Linked DNA regions of Homo sapiens: regions 1 and 2 are each linked to region 3. The links are chromatin loops, found by intact Hi-C in ENCODE. Cell type or tissue: heart right ventricle. All regions are shown on one strand.

Region 1 (8,000 bases), 370 kb before region 3:
AGCTGTAATGACACACAAAATTCTGTTTTTGGCATTACAATGGTGAATGGTATACTATAATATATAGTAAACAGAACTGTTCAGTGAGCTTTTAGTAAATCACAAGAATTAAAGAAAAATATGAGTGAAACATAAAGACAATGTTTTGATGTGCTACTGCCAACTTTTTAAAAACCTACTTTGCAGAAGATTACAGGGAGTGGATACTGGCATGCCTGTAGAATTTGACTCCTATCAACTTGTACAAAGATGAACAAAAAGTAAGTATGATCTTAGAAAGACACAGAAATTATTTGTTAAAAACGAAATAAGTAAGCTACTATTGGAAAAGAAGAATCAAATCCATTATAATAAAACTTCAACTTATTTGCTAAAAACTAGTCATTTGAAAATTAAAACTTATCAAAAGTTTCAAATTTAAATTTATATATAAAAATGGAATACCAAAAGTATTATAAATTATACTCTACATAAAAAAAGAAAAAGAAGAGCAGTAGGTTTACCTCCAGTCATCTACCATAGCGAGAAAGAAGTGGTACAAGTTTGAAAATGTCAGCAAATAAGAGGGCAAATTTACTTCCAACAAAGAGGAAATAAAGACGAAAGACGAGTTTCCTGCAGAAGGGCAGGTGCTTGAAAACATGTTGGCACTGAACTGCTCCTTTTGGATAGCAAAATAGCTATTCATTATTTGGCAATGGAGTGTCAAACAAGGGAGAAAACCACAGAGAAAAAAGATGGAAGAAATGTGTGTGATTACCACTGTGTGTGCACACTTGTGTAATGTGCAGGGTGCAGGATAATGAAAACAGGAGAGATCACCCTAAGAGAATAAAAATAAGAGTGGCATAGGAGGAGATCCTGGTGTAGTCTGCCATATGGTGTTGCTGGAGGTGATGGTATGTTACACCAGATCACAGCCACATTTTGGCAGGGTACACTAATGCCTCCCAGAAATGCACAGGATTTAGTTGGCAGAGCTGGAATTTGATTCTAGGTGGTCTCAGTCCAGGATGGGCTTCACCCTCATGTCCTGACCACTCCCCTCCACTCTGTATTCACAGGGCATGATCTTGTGTGTCTTAAGAGACAACAGGGTTCACTGGCCGGGTGTGGTGGCTCACGCCTGTAATCCCAACACTTTGGGAGGCTGAGGTGGGCAGATCATGAAGATTAGGAGTTCGAGACCAGCCTGGCCAACATGGTGAAACTCTGTCTCTACTAAAAATACAAAAATTAGCTGGGCGTGGTGGCAGGTGCCTGTAATCCCAGCTACTTAGGAGGCTGAGGAAAGAGAATCGCTTGAACTTGGAAGGCGGAGGTTGCAGTGAGTCGACATCGCGCCGTTGCACTCCAGCCTAGGCAACAGGGCGAGACTGTCTCAAAAAAAAAAAAAAAGAAAAAGAAAAAAAAAGAAGAGACAACAGGGTTAATTATAGAATTACTTTCACATCGAAGTGGTTATTTCAATGTTACTGTCCTGGTTTTGACAATGAGATTTGGTAGTACGTACCTGCCTAAACACTGTTGAAGGTATATATCACCTCTTTTTCAAATATAAGTTCAGATGAGAAAACTAAGTTTCTTCTACAGTCTAGAGGCTCTAGAGCTTCTATGAGCCAGTCTTCAGACCAGTTTTTCTGACCTCTTTTTTTCTCAAAAATTACAACTGATCAAACAGGGCATCCTGAAGTTGTACATGTCAACTCCAGATAGTTCACAAAGTATCCTGCAGAACCTTGATCGGGAATGAGCAACTCTACAGAGACAGAACACTAACTTTTACATTTGTAAAATGGGTCATTAAAATCATATTTTGTAATACTGAACTCAAGTGATTATCCGCAATCTCATAGCTTCTGGTTTCCTAAGTATTTGCCCTATATTCAAGAATCATTTAAAAAATGGAAGCAAAATTCACATGCAGTGGACTCCCAAGATCTTAAGTGCAATATCCAGTCACGATATTTCTTTTTTTTTTTTTAAGTTTTTGTGGGCACACAGTAGGTGTATGTATATATAAAGTACATGTGATATTTTGATACAGGCATATAATGCATATTAATCACATCAGGGTAAATGGAGTACCCATCAACTCAAGCATTTATCCTTTCTTTGTATTATAAACAATCCAATTATTCTTAAATGTACGATAAATTATTGTTGACTGTAGTCACCCTGTTGTGCTATTGAACACTAGATCTTACTCATTCTAACTATATTATCGTACCCGTCAACCATTCCCACTGTGCCCTCCCAACCACTCTTCCCAGCCTCTGGAACCATCGCTCCACACTCTATCTCCATAAGTTCAATTGACTTAATTTTTTTAGCTCCCACAAAAAAGTGAGAACATGTGAAGATTCTTTCTGTGCCTGACTTATTTCACTTAACATAATGACCTCCAGTTTCATCCATGTTGTTGCAAATGACAGGATCTTATTCTTTTTTATGGCTAAATAGTACTCCATTGAAGACACAGGACATTTCCACAAACCCAGAAAGTCTCCTTGTACCTCAAGCCCTAACCATCCATCTGATTTAACTTGCCTAGACTAGATTTTCGGATAATGAAGGCATATATAATATTTTGTGTTCAATTTCTTTCCCTCAGTATGACAGCTGTCAGACTCATCCATATTGCTGCATGTCGCTGTAGTTCATCTGTTTTAATGGCTGAGTAGTATGTTATTTATCTATTCTTCTGCTACAGACATTTGATTGTTTCCACTTTTTGGATATGTGAACAGAGCCACTCTGAAAATTCTCATATAAGGCTTCCTTGCAAATATAAGTTTTCATTTATCTTGGATAAATACCTATGAGTAGAGTTGCTGGGTCATAGGGCAGATGAATATTTCCCTTGTATTTGTATGGAAAATATTATGGAAAGATTATTAAAGCACAACAAAGAATGTCTTTACTTTTGAAATGTAAAAGCTCAAAAATAGAACACACTCCTGCTAATAGCTAAAACCTGTGGTATCGGGGAAGTGCCTTGAGAATTTCAGAGTTTTTCAGATTTATAGAAAGATAATACACCACAGATTCTATAACACCCAGCAGAGTCTGGGGGATACGCCCATAATCCAGTCCGTAACAAACAGAAAAATACTCACACTAAGTGGGGTGAAGCAACTATAAACACAGTTTTCTGAACTTCTGGAGGCTTGCAATTAAGGATGACCAATTATGGGTATGTATAAATATATATATTTTAATTTATGCATATTAAGATATAGATATGTCATCAACTATGCCTTTTCTGTTGTTTGTTGTTTTTTTTTTTTTTTTTTTTTGAGGTGGAATTTTGCTTTTGTTGCCCAGGCTGGAGTGCAATGGTGCAATCTCAGCTCACTGCAACTTCGCCTCCTGGGATTCTCCTGCCTCAGCCTCCCAAGTAGCTGGGATTACAGGCATATGTCACTACGCCCAGCTAATTTTTTGTATTTAGTAGAGATGCGGTTTCACCATGTTGGTCAGGCTGGTCTCGAACTCCTGACCTCAGGTGATCTACCCGCCTCGGCCTCCCAAAGTGCTGGGACTACAGGCGTGAGCCACTGTGCCCAGCCATCATCAACTATGTTTAACAGCTATGTTAAAAGGATACAAACAGGTCACGTTTAATGTAATTTATACATTGTTCAACTTTTCTAGACTTAGACACTAGATCTTCATTATCCAATCATTTACGCTTCCTAACAAATGTGTGGTATTGGCAGTGCATTATCCCTGAGGCTCAGGCAGGGTAGGCAGCTTATCCAAAGCCACAAAAGTTCACATTGCAAACCTGGCTTCCAACCCAGAATACCTGATTCAAAGTCCTCATGTTTAACCATTACATTATACCTTCTCCAGTCTTATGATGCCTTTAAGTGGAAGTATCTTTTGAATTCATCAGACCACATGTTAGAAAGTAAGAAAATCATGTTTATTTAGTATTTTTAGATCTATATACTTTTAAAAAAAAACTACAACAAAGTAATCACCAGAGAGCTGAAACAAATGTGTATTTCCAAATCATTAAAACTATGTCAACTAAAAAAATAATTCGAACCACTGCCTATCACAAAGGCCCAAATTCTCCAGCATTCAGGGCATTGAACAGTTTACATGAGCAACCTTGCTTGCAAATGTTTTGCATTAGTCAAAATCATCTGTCCACAATCCCCGAGTAGACCTGGTACTTTCCTCTCCAAGTTAGGCTCCTATTGGAAGCATCCTATGTGTTCCTCAATAACACAGATCATCGTTTTCTCTCAGAGTGCAGGCTTTTTTTTTTTTTTTTTTTTTGAGCTGGAGTTTCGCTCTGTCGCTAGGCTTCAGTGCTGTGGCGTGATCTTGGCTCACTGCAACCTCCAACTCCCTGGTTCAAGCGATTCTCCTGAGTGCAGGCTTTTCTAAGAACTCTCACGCATACTGGTCTTGCTTTTATAAATTCATGCTGCTTATTTTTGGGGTGATCAATCATATATAGCCATGTGCTATCTCAGTTTTTCTATTTTTTGATTTTTAAAGAAATTTATCATGAATTGTATCCATAAACTAACCAATAACCAATAAACCCATGTTCCTTGTAACCCCCAAAGCCTTGCAAAAATGAATGTGCTCAACATATTTTAAAAAATGAATTAGTTTTCTATAAATTTGAAATAATGGGTAGAAAAGGTTTTCCAAACAAAAAAATACATGACTAATTTAATTGAAGAATAACAAATATCAGAGAAAAGAAAAAATGATGAGTGACCACATTTTATGAAGAATTTTGATGCCAATTACCACCTTGATCTGCTCCGACAGCTTTGGCAGACAGAAGATGACAGATAATTTGATTGACTTAAACAAAGGGGTTTATGAGAGGGAAGTGACAAAAAAGGATTTGTCTTTAAAGCCTCACTGTGCTATTTTGTGGATGGACTGCTGGGGGCGCCAGCGTGATTACTGAGATAGGTCATGAGCTTTAACATTGTCCAGGCAACAGAGAGGATGAACTGGACTGGGGTAGAGGTTGTAACAGAGATGAAAAGAGTTATGTTAACCTGACAAGGCATGATGATCAGTTGGACACAGAGGGTAAGGGAAAAGGAGAAATTGAACAATGTTGTTTAGGTTCTTGATTTAAGCAATAAAGTAGACGGTGGCTCCATGTAATGAGATAAAAATTGAGGAATATGGAATCAGAAGTTCTCTCTTGAAAGGTTACATCTGAAATACTTATCTTAAACACCTAAGTGGAGATGTCAGGTACACAGCTGAATATTCATCTGGTTGATCAACTTATTCCAACTTATCCTATACAGCTGGTAGAAAAATATGCTTTCATATTTCTTGAGTTTTTCTCCAAGATGATGTGGCAGTTACTAAGTTCCAAACTGAACTGCCATATGCTTTCCAATGCTTAAGTGTAGGGCTCTACAACTACTACTTCTTTGCCAGCCGGTTTTCTGTGAGGTTCTCAGAACTGAGGCATAGTGTGGGTGTAAAGCAGCCGACCCTGAAGAGCTGGATGAGGGAAAGAGATGTTCTCTTTCCCATGTGCGCTCCTTTCAGCTATGCACTTGCCAGAGGCAGCTGTCTCCTGGCTCCATGCTTCTTTCCCAGCACCTCTAGAACCAGTCTCATCGTGCAGCCCCTTCCCTCCATGCACACCAGAAGCAGCCAGCTAGGGTTCTCCCCTCTGAGCTCCTGAGGTTCTTGAAGTAGCTGAGAGACACCAAGCCAGGGTCTTGGTTTCATCATTACACAGGCTTTCTTCTCTTTTATTCCAGCCCTGGGGTAAAAGATGCTTTTTTTGCAGTCTCTAAATCTGTATTACAGCCTGTCTTTCTCCTTTTTCAGTTCTCAATACCTGTGTAACCAATCAACAACTTTCCACACATAAAGCAAGGTAGAGGGAAAGTGTCAGGCACTTTATTTAACCAGAAAAGCTTAAAACACTCAAACACACACAAATATGATGCTCCTCCTCCATTAAAACTATATAAAACTAACAAAGATTTGTACCTTAGGACAATATGTTCTGCCTCTCTTCAACAAGGTATAAACAGATCCACTGAAAAGTAACAATCTCAGAAAAACAAAAGCCAAGTCTCAATAATAAGTACTTACTTCTTCTAATGCTAAATACGATACAATCTGTGATTTTATTAATAGTAATAGTAATCTTAACAGGCATGATAAACTTCTGAAGGATTTATATGATTCACAACTCCGGCTACATACTAGCATTAGTAGAGCCACATCAATTTATAGATTAAAAAAAAAACACCTCCAAAGTTGATTGTTATTTTAGACGGATATTATTAGATGATATGGTTGGGCTGGAAGGTGGGACATATAAATACCAATTGGGAGTTTAATAGAGCCTTGTTCTACAAAAGAAGATAAAAAATAGGAACCTGAGCTGGGCATGGTGGCTCATGCCTGTAATCTCAGCACTTTGGGAGGCCAGGTGGGTGGATCACTTGAGGTCAGGAGTTTGAGGCTTGCCTGACCAACATGGTGAAACCCTATGTCTACTAAAAATACAAAATTAGCTGGCAATGGTGGTGCACGCCTGTAATCCTAGCTACTTGGGAGGCTGAGGCAGGAGAATCGCTTGAACCCAGGAGGTGCAGGTTGCAGTGAGCCGAGATCGTGCCATTGCACTCCAGCCTAGGCAACAAGAGTGAAACTCCATCTCAAAAAATAAATAAATAAATAAATAAATAAATAAATAAATAAATAAATAAATAAATAAAAATTAAAAAAAAAAAAGAACCTGAAAATTATGACTATCTAAAAATCTCTTAGTTTTGAGAGGTGGGACAGAGAGGCAAAAACTAAGAAAAGTATACCCACTGTGGCGGGAGTGGTGGTGAGGAGGCTTAGAGGTGGGCAGAACCTAAAAGATGTTGTAATGATTGCCTGACAAAAAGTTCTGAAAGTGAAAATATATTAAACTCATTCATATTCAGAATGAGCACTGAGATAGAAAGGTAAAGCAAGATAAATGATGTGCAACTGGGATTATGATGGGAGTTTGCACAGGCTGCGGTGGAAGACCAAATGAAAAGGCCTAGGGAAATAATCACAACAGCTTTAAGAATCTTACGGTAACTATAGATTCCTTCTCTAGAAAACATATATGAGTACGCCGCTGAACCTTCCAACAATATGGATGGGCTTGAACCATGCAGGTCCACTTTTATACAGACATTTTTCTGCCCCTGCCAGCCCTGAAACAGCAAGACCAACCCCTCCTCCTCCTCCGCTTACTCAGTATGAAGATGATTAGGATAAAGAACTTTATGAGGCTGGGCACGGTGGCTCACGCCTGTAATCCCAGCACTTCGGGAGGCCGAGGTAGGTAGATCATGAGGTCAGGAGATCGAGACCATCCTGGCTAACACGGTGAAACCCTGTCTCTAGTCAAAAAATACAAAAAATTAGCCAGGCGTGGTGGCGGGCACCTGTAGTCCCAGCTACTTGGGAGGCTGAGGCAGGAGAATGGCATGAACCCGGGAGGTGGAGCTTGCAGTGAGCTGAAATCTTGTCACTGCACTCCGGCCTAGGCAACAGAGCTAGTCTCTGTCAAAAAAAAAAAAAAAAAAAAAAGAACGAACGAACTTTATGATGATCCACTTCTGCTTCAATAGCAAATATATTTTATCTTCCTTCTGATTTTCTTAATAACATTTTCTTTTCTGTAGCTTATTTTATTGTAAGAATACAGTATATAATATACATAACATACAAAATATGTGTTGATCAACTGTTACCAGTAATGCTTCCTGTCAACAGCAGGTTATTAGGAGCTGCATTTTTGGGGAGTCAAAATTATACGTGGATTTTCAACTGCACGTGGGGGTGGTTCCCCTAATCCCTACTATGGTCAAAAGTCAACTGTGTAAGCAAAAAATGTTGCATACAATTTTAGGGAGTTAACTGTGAGTATTAAACTTACCCATGAAGATATGTGATTAAATTGTTAATTCACTCCAACTGCTCTTACAAGACTT
Region 2 (8,000 bases), 130 kb before region 3:
CAGTGCATGTTGAAACAGACTTAAAACTCTTTAGTTTTAGCTTCTCTAAATTAGCAGTCTGAGATGTCCCACGACCTATACTGAAACTTCGCTAGAGATCCATGGAGGTCAACCCCAGAAGGACTTAAGGGTTTTTTTTGTTGTTGTTGTTGTTTAAGATATCATCTTCAGCTTTGAAAATAATATTTCCTAAGGATGTAACCATTTCACAGAGTTTTTTAACTCTCTCTCTCTCTCTCTCTATGTATATATATATATATATATATATATATATATATATATATATATATATATATGTATATATTTGAGATGGAGTTTTGCTCTTGTTGCTCAGGCTGGAGTGCAATGATGCAGTCTCAGCTTACTGCAACCTCTGCCTCCAGGTTTAAGCAATTCTCTCACCTCAGCCTCCCGAGTAGCTGGGATTACAGGCTGCTGACACTACGTCTGGCTTATTTTTTGTATTTTTAGTAGAGACGGGGTTTCACCATGTTGGCCAAGCTGGTCTCAAACTCCTGACCTTGGGTGATCTACCTGTCTCAGCCTCCCAAAGTGCTGGGATTACAGGTGTGAGCCACCACGCCCAGCCTGAACGCCATATTTTTGACTGACATTTCTCATGTAGAGTCAGGCCATAAAAATCATGTGCCATTCTTCCCACCCGATGGGCAGGGAAGGATACTCTCATAGCGAGCAGTGTGCCCATGGAGATGACTTCCAGGAGGGTGTGTGGGCTGCAAATCCTGGCATCCGTCTCACTTGGGCCTGTTGGGGGCCAGAGACCACCCACCCCGGCCAATGAGGGCTCAGCAGACATTAGATCCCGGCTCTCCTGGGGGACCACACGATGACGGAGCACCTGTTTTCTCCAGGTACTTGGTTGGCTGCTTCCCCAGGAACATCCCTCCATCCTCACGGGTATCCCGCCATGGACCTCGGGGAGCCCTGGACAAACATGCATGTGTGCGACGCTTGTAACAAACCTGCAAGGTAGACCTCATACAGCCCAGTTTTGGAAGAGGGAGTTGAGTTTTAGAGCATTTACATAATTTGCCCAAGGTCACAAGACAGCTACTCAGTGGTAGAAAGATACTTCAAACGCAGTTCTGCTGGGCTCCCACTCCTGCACCAGAACCATTATGCTGTAGTATCTATCATCGTGTCCTCGCAGTGACCTGGGAAGAGAGGCTGTACTGCAGGCGAGGAAAGACAAAGTGACTCGCTCCAGGCTGTCCAGCTCCTGAGTGACCGGCTCAGCCTTCCCACCCAGCTCCCCTACCCTGGCGTCCAAGATCTCATTCCTTGCCTCCCTCTTAACTGACTTGAACACCTGAATGGTGTCTTCGAGTAAATGTAACAGTCATAAGAGGACAAACAAAAACCCTTGCCTAATACTCAGTCCCCAGTATTTCCCACTTTTCATCATTCCGTTCCTTTAGCTGTCTTAGAAAGGTGGTTTCAGTGTATAAATGTAGCAGGTGGAAGAAGCTGTTGTCTTGCTCAGAGGCCGGAAAGCTGCTGACATTTCCTCCTTCTCTGTTGAGTTAATCAGAAATTATTTGGCAGGAGACCCGGGTATTATTTTAGAAGGCAGACGTAGGTGGGCTGACCATCGGAAAAAGCAGTCTTTTCTAATTCTATTAAAATAACAAAAATGTGGGTTTTGGGGTTTTATTTTGCCTTTTAATTTCCAGAGAACATGATACTATCTATATAGTTATTTTGGGTTTTTGCAAAATTATCTTCTTTTCACAAGAAACTCACCATTGCACGTAAGAAGCATCATATTGTCTGAGGAGTTCTCAGATATATATATCGCTCTGCCCGGGTAGAGAGTAGTCATGTTTTGTACTTGTTTTTCTTTGAAATAAAAGTCTGACAGGTATCAGAAACTCTGGTAGCACTTTTCATAGGTTACCCCTACAGCTTATAATTCCGCAGCACGCAGGGGACATCCCCACTTCACAGCTGAGGCGATGTGAGTTTCAGAGAGGTTCAGTATCTTGCTCAAGGCAGCAGAGCAAATAAGTGACAGAACTCGTCAATGAAGCCTGATTTTATTTTATTTATTTTATTTTTTTGAGACAGAGTCTTGCTCTCTCACCCAGGCTGGAGTGCAGTGGCACAAACTCAGCTCACTGCAACCTCCACTTTCCGGGTTCAAGCGATTCTCCTGCCTCAGCCTCCTGAGTAGCTGGGATTACAGGCGTCCGCCACAAGGCCTGGCTAATTTTTGTATTTTTTAGTAGAGACAGGGTTTCACTATGTTGGCCAGACTGGTCCCGAACTCCTGATCTTAGGTGATCTGCCCACTTTGGCCTCCCAAAGTGCTGGGATTACAGGCATGTGAGCCACCGTGCCTGGCCAAAGCCTGATGTTTTAATTCCAAAGTTAGGGCTCTTGGCTAAGTGGCCAGGTCTTCTTGCTCCTCTACCAGGCAGTTTTCATGAGTATAATGAAGAATCAGCAGCCAGAGCTGCCAACAGAGCCGGGTCAGAGCCATTCCAGCACCAGCCTTCAAAGGCGCCAACAAGCCACGGTCCTTCTAACTAATAACCTTATGGACTTTGGTGTTCCTTTTGATTGTTTCACTGACGCCAGCTGATGGATGCAATTGAATGTCATAGTTTGCAGAATAACCTGCCTTAATCTGTGGATGTCTACTTCTATCTGTGCCTTTACCAAATATTATGCATCAAAGTCAATTTGTCGGCCGGGCGCGGTGGCTCATGCCTGTAATACCAGCACTTTGGGAGGCCGAGGAGGGCAGATCACCTGAGGTTGGGAGTTCAAGACCAGCCTAACCAACATGGAGAAACCCTGTCTTTACTAAAAATACAAAATTAGCCAGGCATGGTGGCGCACACCTGTAATCCCAGCTACTTGGGAGGCTGAGGCAGAAGAATCGCTTGAACCCAGGAGGCAGAGGTCATGGTGAGCTGAGATCACGCCATTGTACTCCAGCCTGGGCAACAAGAGCAAAACTCCATCTCAAAAAACAAAAAACAAAGTCAGTTTGTCTTATCCAATCACGCCTCTCCCTTCACCGTAGAAAATGCTTACAGAAACAGGACGGTAGCTCTTTAGATGCTAGATTGCACATGCTGAGACAGTAATAAGGGGAAATGAACGATGAGCTCATTTTCAAAATTGGTGTTTGCCTTTAGAAACTTATGCCTTAGATAGTGAAAACAGTTTGGAGGCTGACGCTTAGTGCATGGAGAAACACATTCCACTTCTCCACTTCTTTTTTTTTTTTTTTTGAGATGGAGTTTCGCTCTTGTTGCCCAAGCTGGAGTGCAATGGCACGATCTCGGCTCACTGCAACCTCCGCCTCCCAGGTTCAAGCAATTCTCCTGTCTCAGCCTCCCAAGTAGCTGGGATTACAGGCGCATGATGCCATGCCTGGCTAATTTTTGTATTTTTAGTACAATCGGGGTTTCATCATATTGGTCAGGCTGGTCTCGAACTCCTGATCCACCCCTCTTGGCCTCCCAAAGTGCTGGGATTATAGGCGTGAGCCACTGCACCTGGCCTCATTTCTTCATTTTATGCAGAAGTTGCACTTTGCTACAGGAACGAGATACTTTCGGCTATGTATTTCTAAGCAGTTACAGCATCTCTCAGGTGTGCAAAGTCAGTGTTCCATCTTTATGAAGTTTTCTGGGCTAAGTTTCAAATGCCTGAAGCTCCCATCTGACGTGCCTGAAGAGCCACGATCTGGGGCTATCTTACAGTTGCTCTTCCCTTTGGGCACTTTTTTCTTTTTCAATTGAATGAAAAAGTGCATGTCTTTTGTCTTTTTTTTTTTTTCCTTTTTGGTCTCAATAAAATCCCCAAAAATGGCCATCAGACCCACTGCGTGCTATGAGAAGTCATCCAACTAGTGGGAGGAAGCAAGGAAGAAGAGTTGCCAAGGAAGAATTTTGATCTGTTTCAAGGAGTAATCATTAAGATACATATAAGTCATTTTCAAAAATAATTAAAAGCCCTAAACAAACTGCCAGATAACACTTTTGTCAATAACACACCAGGTCCTGAGATGCAGTGTGCCATACGGTGGAGAGACAAGGATTCAAGCTAGCCCTTGTTTTTTTTTTTTAAACATATTTGCCAAGTTACGTTTCACACGTAACCCTGACCCCATCCTCTCCCTAGTTTTCCCCTACCTGCACCCAAATATAAACTGAAAAGCCCCTGAAGCCCAGATCACTAGTAGGCTAGAGGCATTAATTACAACTGTAGCTGAGGTTATAATGGGCTGGAAAAATTTCCTGCTGTAATTGGAATATAGATTCAACAGTTTTATTGAATGTCAAAGCACATTATTCCGCACAGCTGCTAGAGAGGCACTGCTGAACCCATGCTTCTCTTCCATGACAAACACCTAGTAAGCAGTCAGCATAAACTCTTCCCTTACAACCTCTGACATCACCCCCAGGGCAGGCACACACAGAACAGCAATTGCTGAATTGCATATGAAAATTATAGTTTATTGTCTATACAACTGAAGGTTTAACTCGGACTCCTGCTTCTGTCGGAGCTGTATAAAGAAGCAATTCTTCTCTTAGAACAAATAAGCACAGTACACTATTGTAATCTAAGAAACAGACACTATTTATGTATTGGAAAGCCTTGCTCTCAATAGGGCTAACAGTCCAATGGCCCATAAGCCACTATTTTAGCAGCTGTAGAAAAGAAAGCTGTGGAAGTCACAAGGAATGAGATGCTAAAAGCAACAGAGACAGATGATCCCAACACCAACGGGAGGTTTCAAGTCCCAGCTGCTGCCACTGTTAGTTTAGCAAGCAAGACTCGTAGGTTGGGACCACGTACTTAATGTTGATAAAGGCATTTTCTCCTCCGTAGCGCTCGAAGGCCTCCAGTGTCTCCTGGATCAAGTCCCCAATGTTCTCCCTCTTCTGCTGGCTGTAGTCAATGCCGTCTCCGGAGTTCACTGGTGCATGCAAACACACAAAGAGGCCAGTTACTTCTCTGCAATTTCCCGAAAAGTCCTACACAGTCTAGGCATTTTCTCTGAATGCTTATTAGGAGACACAAACATGCAAGATTTTTACACGATCTTGCGGAGTTTTAAAAGCAGTGGCAACTGTACAAAAATACCAAGTCCCAGATTGGAGCCGATGAAAAATAACCTAAAATAAAGGAATAACAGAGTAAACAAAAGTAAGTGAATCACAGTTACAAGAAAGATGACAAGTCGGGGACTCTCTTTCTTGATCTATTATATACAGAGTGTTCTCTTGGGCCCTGAGTTTTCCAAAATCACAGCACGGTGTACTTAGAAGGAACAGTCTATTGTGAGATCAGGCTGTTCGTTCCGTGTGATTTAAAATGGATCTGCTTTGGAATGAGGCTTAGCCCCCACCCGCATCTCTGCTGCTTTTGAACACATGGCAAACTCTTTCTCCTGAATCCCAGTAATCCAAGTGTTCAGTTCCTTGAAATCATTTTGCTCATTCCAGGTGCAGGTGGGACAGGAGGAAGCTGCTTCTCCTGCCCTGGCTGCTCCCGAACTATCACTCAATGCTGGGATGACAGCTATTTGTCAGTCAGGGCTTTGCAGGGAGTTTGTGCCACTGCTAGTTTTGGAGTCCCCAAGTCCGGGGAGGTGTGTCAGCTGCAGAGTCTGGAAGTGACCGCTTCAGCTGCCTCTGATGCTACGAGGGAAGCAATTCCTAGGGTGGCCTTCAAAGGCCAGGAACCTATGGCTAAGAGCCTCTCCTCTACACCACAGACTCAATCTCAAATCACTAAGGAAAGAGATATGCGATTGTATCCAAGCTGCAGGAGTTACCAAGGGTGAGGGAGTCTGACAAAAATGGGGCCCCTTAGTTTCCATTCTGCGTGTAGATATTCCACAATTGTTTTCTCTAACGATAGTCATTCCACGCTTTCTGTTGTATTCCACTCCTAGGTTACCAAGGGCTTCAACGACATTTATTCTCCCAGCAAGCAAGTCATGAGTGTGTCCTGCCTTATCTATGGTGGAAGGAAAGTACACAGGTGGGCTGGGAGGACCCAGTAGGATGAGGGTGACAGCTCAGGCCTAGAGAGTGCCATGGGGCCAGGGACCTTCAGTGCAACTTGAAAATGTGCATTTCACCAGAGAAAGAATTCATTTTATTCATATTTCAAGTGTAGACCCACAATGTTTATCTTGTTTGAATGTGAAAATAATAGAGGGAAAAATGGTGTTTCCAACCTTTTATCCTTAATTAGTCATTCGAGACATTTAAAAAAGACTTAGTAATGGTTCAGACCAGAATAAATATAACAATTACAATCCTACACAGCACAGGGAAGCAGTTCTTTTGCTTGATTTTTCCAGAAACTTATTAGAGAAATATCACTGTCTTCTGTGATATACACACAATAAATTTCTATCCTTATTCTTTTCTTTTGGTGAGGGTGAAGGCAGGCAGATATATTACTAATTTTCAGAAAAAAAAAGATTGTGAGTCACACAACTGTAGTGCATGTCATTTATTCATAATAAATGACCTTAAAATGGTTCACAAAGCCATTGTGATTAGGTGGGTTTTTCGTTCCTCATAGTACATGTGTTTGTGCTGTCACAGGTAAAGCTGAATTTCAATTTATTTAAAGTTTGATCATCCCAAATATTCAAAATGTTATATATATATATGTATATATATATACACACACGAATGAGAGAGAGGAACAGAGAGAGAGAGAGAGAGAGATGCTGGATACAGTGACTCATGCCTGTAATACCAGCACTTTGGGAGGCTGATGTGGGAGGATGGCTTGAGACCAGGAGTTTGAGACCAGCCTGAGCAACAACAGCAAGACCCCATCTCTATAAAAGAAATTAAAAAATTAGCTAGGTGTGGTGGCATGTACCTATAATCTCAGCTACTTGAGAGGCTGAGGTGGGAGGATCACTTGAGCCCAGGTGGTCGAGGTTGCAACGAGCCATGATCGCGCCACTGCACTCCAGCCTGGGCAAAGAGTAAGACCCTGTCTCAAAAACAAACAAACAAAACAAAAAGAATATATCAGATAAACAAGAGATAAGATTTTGAAACAAAAGGGTCCTTGCCCTATTGTTTTTGAGGAAAACAACGATACACTTTGTAAAAACAAACATGTAAATGGATATGCATTTGAAGTCCACCGGTTTTTCTGTTTATATTTCTTAAGATTGACATGGTGTTCGGAGGCGTGAGAAGGTGCAGGCAGGAATGGCTGCACGGGGGAGATGAAGCCCGGTGGCTCCGCTTGTGGGGAGCCTTCCACGAAGGACTTTGAGTTGGATTGAGAGAGGAGGAGGAAGCTCGTGTTGGGAGGAGGCGTTGTTGACATTTGCTACAGGTGTAAAGAAAAGATGTTAAGGAAGAAGGTGGGCAGGATGAAAAGCAACAGGGGATTTGAACAGAGGTGCTGGTGGGAGGACCCTGCGTGACAGGGGAGGTCAGCAGCAGAGAATGTGCTTTTTAGAAACAACTTCAGCTTTCCAGGATTCCAACCAAAGCAGGGACAAATGTCCCCTCAGAGTTGGGCTCATCTTTGTGTGCCCCTTCTCCCCAAATTATAGCTGATAAACTCCTCCTAGGCATGAAAGAGGTGGACCTAGGGAGAAGGTGGCATGGCCTGTTTGCATAGGACAGAGCCCATTGCATAAACCCCTGGAGGGCACACGGAAAAGATAGTTGATGATGATGCTGAGTTGTGGCTGCTGTGATCAAGTTCCTTATGGACAAAGATACATACATTAGTCACTCATAAATGGTGCCTTTTGTCGGCATATGAGTCAGAAGGTCAAGAGCTGAATAGACCAGGAGACAGACATATTTTCCTGATGGAGGGAAAGGGCGTGGAAGATCTGCACACAATGGAAAGCTTAAGGCACCTGCTTTTCCACTGCCCCAGAAGGCAGCAATGACAAGCAGAACTTTATCTCATGTTCTTACTTTTAAAAAAAATTTGACCATAGGAGTAAGTAAACTATGTAG
Region 3 (8,000 bases):
TTTCCTTTAAAATGGCTTATATATTTGCAGTGAAATTTACCAAGTGTTGAAGTAACAGTAACATCTTTAAGTCCTGTTAATTTGAAAAATGTAGATTTCCTATGACAACCCTGAACTGTCCTGGAACTTTACTCATGCTGAACTTCAGGACATCTTATTAAGCTGGATCCATGTTATAGAAATTACGTGGATTGTTTTATCACAATGTCCCCTGATCTTTCTTTCTTAGCTTAATTTTCTACTACAATCCAGGCTTGTTTTGGCCAATTGTTCCCACTTGCTTTTATCGGTAAAAAAACAATTGTGATGACTCCCAGCGTACGGCTGCACTCCTCCTCCATCTTTCTCTCTGTGGTGCCATGTGCAGAGGTGCCTGGAGTGTGGTTAGATCCTTTCCCCATCCCTGGCTACAAACAGCAGTATTTGCTTCTGCCCTATATGGTGGTGTGCTAAATTAATTACTTTTTGGTTTCTGCTAATTAATTGCATTGGTGTTCTGGCTTCAGCCTTCCTGGCCTTGCAGGTATCATGCCATGAAAACAAAACAAAACAAATCTTCCATGATCTGGCCTAATTTCTACTGCTTGTCCCATTTCCATTTGCCCACCAGGTCTCTGAATGTAACCAAATTGTTCTCCTCTTATCATTCCCATTCACTGGTGTACTTGTTTGTGGAGCCTGCAGAACTGCCTTTTTCAAGAATGGTGAGCTTTCTCTCTCTTTTTGTGTCTCTGGGTGCCTGTACGTAGGTTTCTTTATATTAATGCCTGAAGTAGGCAAAGTTGCATTTCTTTATGTTGCTAACCTTTCTCGTGCAGTGCGGCAGGACAGCAAGCAACCCAAGGCTCTGAGTTAACTCCTCTCAAACACAGGGATATTCTTAGGAGCTCATAGCACCTGTACCACTTAGAACAATTAGAGACATTCAAGCTAGTATGGCCAATACGAACATTGTTTATGTGCTTCCTTTTTCGATTTGGGTTTTCGAAGCCCTTAGTAATTCTTAGTGAAATGGAATAAATAGAATTGCACCATTATTTAGGCACCGCTTTTTTCTAGCAATTTCCATTCCAATTGGACACTGAAAATTTCACCATAATTTGTCATGGCCACATGAAATGTTATCAGGGGCAGTGTTACTGAGCTAGTATGGACAGTATAAAGAGATGCACTGTCTTTAATGTAGCATTAAAGAAACAATTTATGTACAGGATTTACCAGACTCTTAAGTAGACCTAAACTGAACAAGAAATGCTACTTTAAAACTTCCAGTTACTCTATGTTCTATTATCTATGCATCCTGCATATTAGCACTGGGGTAAATTTCTTAAGGAACCGAGCACAAGGAGCTAAATTTGCACATTGATTTTTGTCTTTTATCTGCAGCTTAAGGCTAATTTAAAAGGATGGTGAGGAGATTCTATTTTCAACTGGCTGAAGTTCAATAAGAATAAAATAAAACACTGTTGTAGCAAACTCTTTCACAGTGGAAGTTTGGCAAAGCTAAATCTCATTCCTTTCGATGTGCTCCAGTACAGCCAAAATACTGTTCCAGTGAGTAAGACACCCATTAGAGTGATGAGCTTCCTACAGAACAAGAATCTCTCCATATTTTATTTTAAACCAAACCAGTGTTGCATTGCTTTGTATTAAGAATCCAAAAGGAAATATTGTGTAATACAATCAGTAAAAAACCTACAGTTTCGTTACAGTTATATTTTTATCATTGGCCTGCGTTTTCCTAATTTCAGAAGTATACGTGATCATTTTAGATACAGGAAATGACTTCTTTTAATTTTTCTTGTAGTGAAAGTTTTACAATTCTTTAGTCAAGCCTACTGATTAGCTTAAAAACCCTAATAAAAGGAGTGACCACACATACATCTCTGTAGGTATAAATCAAGGTTGGGAAATTTTAAAGGTGCATTTCTTTTTCTTCCTTTTTTTTTTCTTTAACCCTATGTCTTCTAGGCAGCTTGGCCTCTAAATCTGCTTCCCACTGATGGGAAGAGCTGACAGAAGCTTTAGAGAGGCACAGGGTGAGTTCCTAAAACCAGAGTCAACACACACTCTTCATCTGTTTTGTGCTTCACTCCCTGCTCATCTTCCTAAAACACTGAGTTTGGTCATATCATGTCCTACAAGTTGTCAATGATTTCCCATGATCTTGTCTTCAGGATAAAGTTCCTTAGTCAAAAGCAATGAAGACCTGACCTAATCTGTAAGGCAAAATCAACACTTTTTAGCCTGGCCTTCCATGCCCTTCCATGCCCTTCGAGCCCCCAGAGCACCCATGGCAGTCCATCTCTCTCTACTTGTCCAGAGGGACACTCTCTTAGAGCCAGTGGCTCCTACTCACGGTTCCCCGAACACGTCGTGGGAATGTTTGCCTTCATACCTTCCCAGATCATTTTCCTGATCTCAGACACCCTCCGTCCTCATTCATTCACTCTTCAATTGTCCAACAAATATTTGTTGCTCATGCAACCTGGATCACCCACATAGTTTCAAGACTGCATCTTCTAAACTATTTAAATCCTATCCATTCTTCAAGAAATGTTTCATGACGCTTCCTTAACTGCTAAGGACCCGCAGATTCTCTTCCTCTTGGGACTCACACACTGACTCATCTCCCGATCTTTTGGTGCTCAGCAAAGTGGAGGCTTCTGTTTTGGACTTAGAGTCAAGACCATTAAATAAGACTATGCTCTAAAAAGTACACCTCCGTGGCCCGGAACGAGTGAATTAACATCTATGAGTTTCCATTTCCTTGTCTATAAAATTGTGAAATTGCAACTTAAGATTAGTTCTGAAGATTAAATGAGGTAACATAGGTGAAAATGCTACATTTATGTAAGAAATTACTCTTTCATAAGGATGTCAATGTTTAAATACGCATTTTCTCAATTTTGTTAATGAAATACTTTGAAATTCTTTTTTCTAATGAAACCTGCTGAATGTAAAAGAGACCCGTACTAAAGAAAGATACCACATGAAGCACCAAGGGTCTCTTTCTGGATCTATCATGACTCTTGTGACTGTTTCAGCAGCACAGAAATTAAAGGCGATTGTTATTCTGGAGGAAGACAATGAGTCTCATCTATATCTTGTTTGGGTTGATTTTGTAAACAGAACATTCCAAAGATCATTCTTGCCTTTTGTTTCCACTGAGAACTAGAATAAAGTAAAACAAACTATCAATTTAAGGAAAGCCTCGAAATTGTTAGCAATTTCTTCAGTAACTTTCATCCATCAACTGATTTTATGAACACAAATTTGCAGAAATGGGCAAGAAAAACTACTTAACTCATTGGTGGGAAGCAGTGGGCTCTCTAAGGAGGGAGAGATAGCAGTGATTTCACCACCGGACCGTGGAACACAAAGAGCCTGGAAGAGTCTATCACTTTCAACTGAAACCGCAAGAAGAACTAAGTAGGTTAAGCCCTAAGAATGTTCCTAGGTAACCTACTTGAGTTGAAATTTGACTAAGAATCCTTACACCCTACCTAAGAGAGGTAACGCTATTAGGATCGGAAGTGATTGGAAGCTTTGTTTCAGATCTCGTCCAAAAGGGAGAACGGTCAATGACAAAGCTGCTGTGAATAGTATTCTGGGGGCGTGGTGGAACCCCGATTCACTGCTATCTCCCGAATCAGCAACTTGACAGAGCGCGCCTCCCGGGCCTTGGAAGCCTTCCATTCCGAGCTGGCTGGGTGGGACTCAGGTTTTACGGTATGCTGGACTTTTTCCCCGTGAGTTAAAACACATTTATAGTAACTAAGTGGTTAATGATGAGAAAAAACCCCAAACTACTGTACTAATAATCAACCTCTGCTATTTGGTTTGTAAAAAACAAAAATACATCTATAAAAAGGGTTGGCCGGAGATGTGTCTGTATTTTTTTTTTTTTTTTTTTTTTTTTTTGCCACCTCAAGCAAATAATCTCTGATTCTCCCCTGTCCATGAGGACCCATTTCCAGGGGCAAATCCTCTGGGGGTGGACTTGTCCTTGGAAGGGGGAGGGGAGGGCCGCTGGCACGAGACACAGAGACTGGGAACAAGTTCACAGTGTTCATCTCCGGGGACTCACAGAAGAATGGAGAATTGGCTCTTTCATCTCCAGCCCCGGCACTGCTTTTCACTGCCCCTGAGCCTCTGCTGTCCCCAAGCGGCCGTCTGTATCACAGAGGTGGCCACAGAGATCGGGGCTGAGTGTGTGGGTCAAAGTTCCTAGGCTGCCTGTTTCAGGAGGTTGCATCACGTATTCTTTAACCCTTCCTTTGCAAGATAGCCCGAGGTATGGGAGTAAAATGGTCAGGCAAGTAGGTTTCAGGGTCAGTCTGACTCGGTTTCAGACCCTGGTTCCAGCGATAGTTATCAATGTGGCAGCAGGATCCCTCAGCCCCTTCTATCCCACACAGGTGCCCGCACAGCTGAATAGATGGTTTAGTGCTGCTTTGGTATCCGGAGAAGGCTGTTAACCTGAAGAGTTAGAGACACTCAGGCTGAGGTTGACCTATCTGGGTTCACACCCTGGCTCTGTCATTTGCAATCTGAGTGACTCTGGGTCAATGTCATAACTGTACGGAGCCCCAGCTTTCAAATACATGAAATGAGAATGAAAACGCCAAGCGGGTGAAACACACACAACGCTCGGTGCCTGGTGACTCCAGGAGACGCAGCGTTTGCTGTTAATAATTAGTGAATAATTTTTGAGAAAAGAAACATAAAATCAGATTTTTTGCCCATTTTTTTAACCTAAAGAAACAGTGCCTTTTTGGCCTCTACATGTTTGAAGAACCAAATAAGTGGCTCATAAGAGTAAAGGAATTAAACTGCTTTTTTTTTGTAACCATACAAAAAACCCCTCTTAAACTCAATGAATTTTTATTTTTATTTTTTTTGAGACAGAGTATCACTGTTGCCCAGGCTAGAGTACAGTGGCGTAATCATAGCTCACTGCAGCCTTGAATTCCTGGGCTCAAGCGATCCTCCTGCCTCAGCCTCCCGAAGTGCTGGGATGACAAGTGTGAGCCACTGCACCTGGTCCTCATTGAAACTTTTTAGCAGTGTTTTCCATACTCTATTTATTATAGGTGTATGATAATCTATGTAACAACCTATGCAAACTCATTCAGTGCACAGTATACAAGCTGTGTCTCGAACTAGTTAGTAGAACATCTTGTGAAGGCTTCGTGATATTTTAACGAACATACTTGTCACTAAACACAAATGGAGAGAACTGTTCATCTTCACAAGGATCAGCTCGGTGAGGGACTCACTCCTGGCTTTCTACTGGAGAAGTGGGCGTGCCTAGGAAATGCATCAAAACCAGAATCTCTAGCACAAAGCTCAGTCTCTTAAACAGAGATGCTGGTCAGCAGCCACAGCAAAACCCAAAATTATGTATGGCTTGGAAAGGATCACAATGACCAGAGCTGATCACTGGATAATGCAAGTAATTTCAAAGTCAATGTCGTCTTCAGAAAGACCACTTCAAGTCAGTGTAACCACTGGATAAACTACACAGGTAATAGCCAGCCAGGCATGTGTCCAGCACACAGGAACCTCCCAGGAGGGCTCGGCTGGGACACTGGACGGGGTGCCTGGCGGTTCCTGCCTGTGTGGCCTCGGGCAAGGAGACTTGCTGGTCTGGTCTGCGAGAATGTCATCTGTAAGTGAACGGGGGAGAATGAGACAGTAACTCAGAGCTTATACTTGGATCCCACCATAACACTTATAAAGGCTTACAGAGTGGATGGGAACTCATAGGCCATGCAAGAAAACTAGTGATGTAAGAAAATTTTTTTTTTTTTTTTTTGAGACAGATCTTGCTCTCTTGCTCCGGCTGGAGTGCAGTGGCACAATCTGGCTCACTGCAGCATCAAACTGCCAGGCTCAGATATCTGATTCTCCCATCTCGGCCTCCCGAGTAGCAGGGACTACAGGCACGTGCCAACACACCTGGATTACTTTTGAATTTCTTTTATAGAGACAGGGTTTCACCATGTTGCCCAGGCTGGCCTGGAACTCCTTCCCGGGCTGAAGCAATCCACCTTCATCAGCCTCCCAAAGTGTTGGGATTACAAGCGTGAGCCACCACGATTTGCCAGAAGTTTTTTTTTTTTTTTTTTAATTTAAAGAACACCAAATGAGTAGGTTGAAGCCAGGCTGCTCTGGGAATTCTGTGCCTCGTCTTGGGAGCAGTGGCTCAGCAAGGTGCAGGTGTGGTGGGAAGGAAGGCTGAGTTCCCCCAGCTGCCGCCTCCTTTCTGTCTCGCTTGTTGGCAGGAGAACCTACGGAGGAGCCCAGCCTCCAAGATAAGACGCACATGTGAGGAGCAGCGGACATCAGTGTGAGCCAAGCTACAAAGCTTTCCACTATAAAACCACGGTCCATGCCCAAAAAGGAAACCCACCATTGAAACCTAAGCTTCTTTTTGATTAAGTCCTGTGTGGTAAATATCAGTGACTTATTTCATCAGCCTGAAAATTCAGCTCATCACAAATGAAAAGTAAAAACTTTAATTCTATAAAAGGAGATAAAATTCAGCCTTTTTAAAGAAAGAGCTCTATCAACCCGAATAGGAATTGTTACTTGTAATTTAATCAAAATTCACTTATATTACCTGAGTGCTTTATTTTTGAATGGCAACTTAAAATACACCAGAGAGACTGAATTCCATGACCATCAGTGCCTACAGAATGCCAGATACTGTACCTAGTTCTTGCTTTTCTGTGGTGGGTGTGGGGAAGTTTGAGAAACCGGGTGCTGGATGTGATGGCAGCCACCGGGGAGCCTGGCAAGGCAGCTTCTCCTAGCAGTTTCATTAATGTTGTAGCATTAATGTAAAGATTAAGTTTGGCCGCATGTAACAGAAAATTCAACATAATACTGGCTTAGGTAAGACAGGTGTTTAATTTCTCTCCTGTCAGAAAAAGTCCAGAAGGAAGCAACCAGGCTACCATAAAGTGCAACGGCTCTATGAAGTCAGAGAAGAACGGGGCTTCTCCTACTTTAATACTAAAGTTTCCTGCATGTGTCTGTGTCTCAAGATTACTCCATAGCCAAAGGTGGCTGCCGGAGCCCGGGCCTTCTCGTTTGAGTTCCAGGCTGCAGGAAGGAGAAGGAAAGGACAAAAGATCCGCCCCTGCCAGTTGGAGTCTACGCAGCACTTCCCCTTGTCCCTCTGACCATAAGATCAGCACGTCCGTGCCACGCCGAGCTGTGAGGGTGGCTGAGAGCTAGTCTTGTTGCTGAGGGTGGTGCCCAGAATTGCATGGGGCGTGCTCATGAGGCAACAAGGTGGGAATGAGCATTCCCAGACCCTGCCTCTGCATGCACTTCAACAAGGGACTGCAGCCCTGGTGCCAGGCAGGGAGCCCTCCTTCTCACAGGCCCACTGGCTTCAGCTGGCCTCGTGTTTCTCCTGGCTGAGCTCCGTCTGCTCTCCGTTCCAACTTTCCTTCCTGTTCTGGAAGCTTGGTAGTGGGAACACTCCTTGTTCTGTCTTGAGTCCCCAGCCAATGACCAGGTTTGAGCCTCTTCTAAGTGTCAGTTGGTGAACAAGACAGAGCAGATTTGTGCCTGTGGTGAACAAATGGTCCAGCAGGGAAGAGAAGCGTTGACCTGTGGCCACAGTTCCCACCTGGGGGTGCATGGAGGGAAGCGTGTGTGCTGTTTGGAAGCATGTGTGCTGTTTGGACGTGCTTGGAATGGAACCTGCACAGGCCTAGGGCACGTTTCTCAGACTCTTCTCCTTGCAGAAAAACACGGTCGAATCCCACCCGCAAAAAAAAAAAAAAAAAAAAAAAAAAATCCCTTTTCTAATTTCTTAGCTAACACTCTTTTAGTCTCTCCTTCCATTATCCCAGTTTCTCACGAGAGGGGGCTTTATGATCCGTCACTCCCCAGGCCACACCTTGGCCCTGTTGCCTGGCTTCTGTCCCCGCAGCCTCCTGTAACTTGTGGAGCACAAACCCTCCACAGCCTGGAGCCTT

The links. Hi-C counts contacts between places; a loop is a spot of excess contacts. Peaks named below come from ENCODE experiments on the same cell type or tissue, not always from the same donor. Only the 100,000 strongest peaks of a DNase experiment are listed, where the experiment ranks them.
Region 1: it touches region 3 in a loop (4-fold over the local background); 21 of 110 quality-filtered maps call a loop at or near these places.
Region 2: a loop joins it to region 3, with 2.4 times the contacts of the local background. A loop is called at or near these places in 9 of 110 quality-filtered maps.

What each region holds. Positions count from the first base shown.
Region 1 is chr6:163,551,803-163,559,802 of GRCh38, reverse strand. The region is part of intron 4 of QKI (QKI, KH domain containing RNA binding); the gene reads right to left. Among named protein-coding and RNA genes, the nearest start is that of QKI, 140 kb to the right of the region's middle. In heart right ventricle, a CTCF peak has its summit at 4,908 (motif pointing right); a DNase peak (open chromatin) is centred at 4,922; H3K27ac peaks cover 2,339 bases.
Region 2 is chr6:163,311,784-163,319,783 of GRCh38, reverse strand. PACRG (parkin coregulated) reads right to left here. Exons shown (of 5, transcript NM_001080379.2): 5 at 4,284-4,957. The coding sequence ends at 4,797. PACRG-AS1 (PACRG antisense RNA 1) reads left to right here. Exons shown (of 6, transcript NR_028390.1): 4 at 873-990; 5 at 5,939-6,027. Among named protein-coding and RNA genes, the nearest start is that of PACRG-AS1, 8.7 kb to the left of the region's middle. In heart right ventricle, no CTCF peak of the experiment used is centred here; no DNase peak of the experiment used is centred here; H3K4me3 peaks cover 374 bases; H3K27ac peaks cover 1,813 bases.
Region 3 is chr6:163,177,529-163,185,528 of GRCh38, reverse strand. All of the region lies in intron 4 of PACRG (parkin coregulated), which reads right to left. PACRG-AS3 (PACRG antisense RNA 3) reads left to right here. Exons shown (of 4, transcript NR_122120.1): 3 at 611-704; 4 at 1,972-3,884. Among named protein-coding and RNA genes, the nearest start is that of PACRG-AS3, 10 kb to the left of the region's middle. RefSeq lists enhancers at 4,038-4,332, 3,962-4,542. In heart right ventricle, a CTCF peak has its summit at 4,171; a DNase peak (open chromatin) is centred at 4,128; H3K4me3 peaks cover 742 bases; H3K27ac peaks cover 2,694 bases.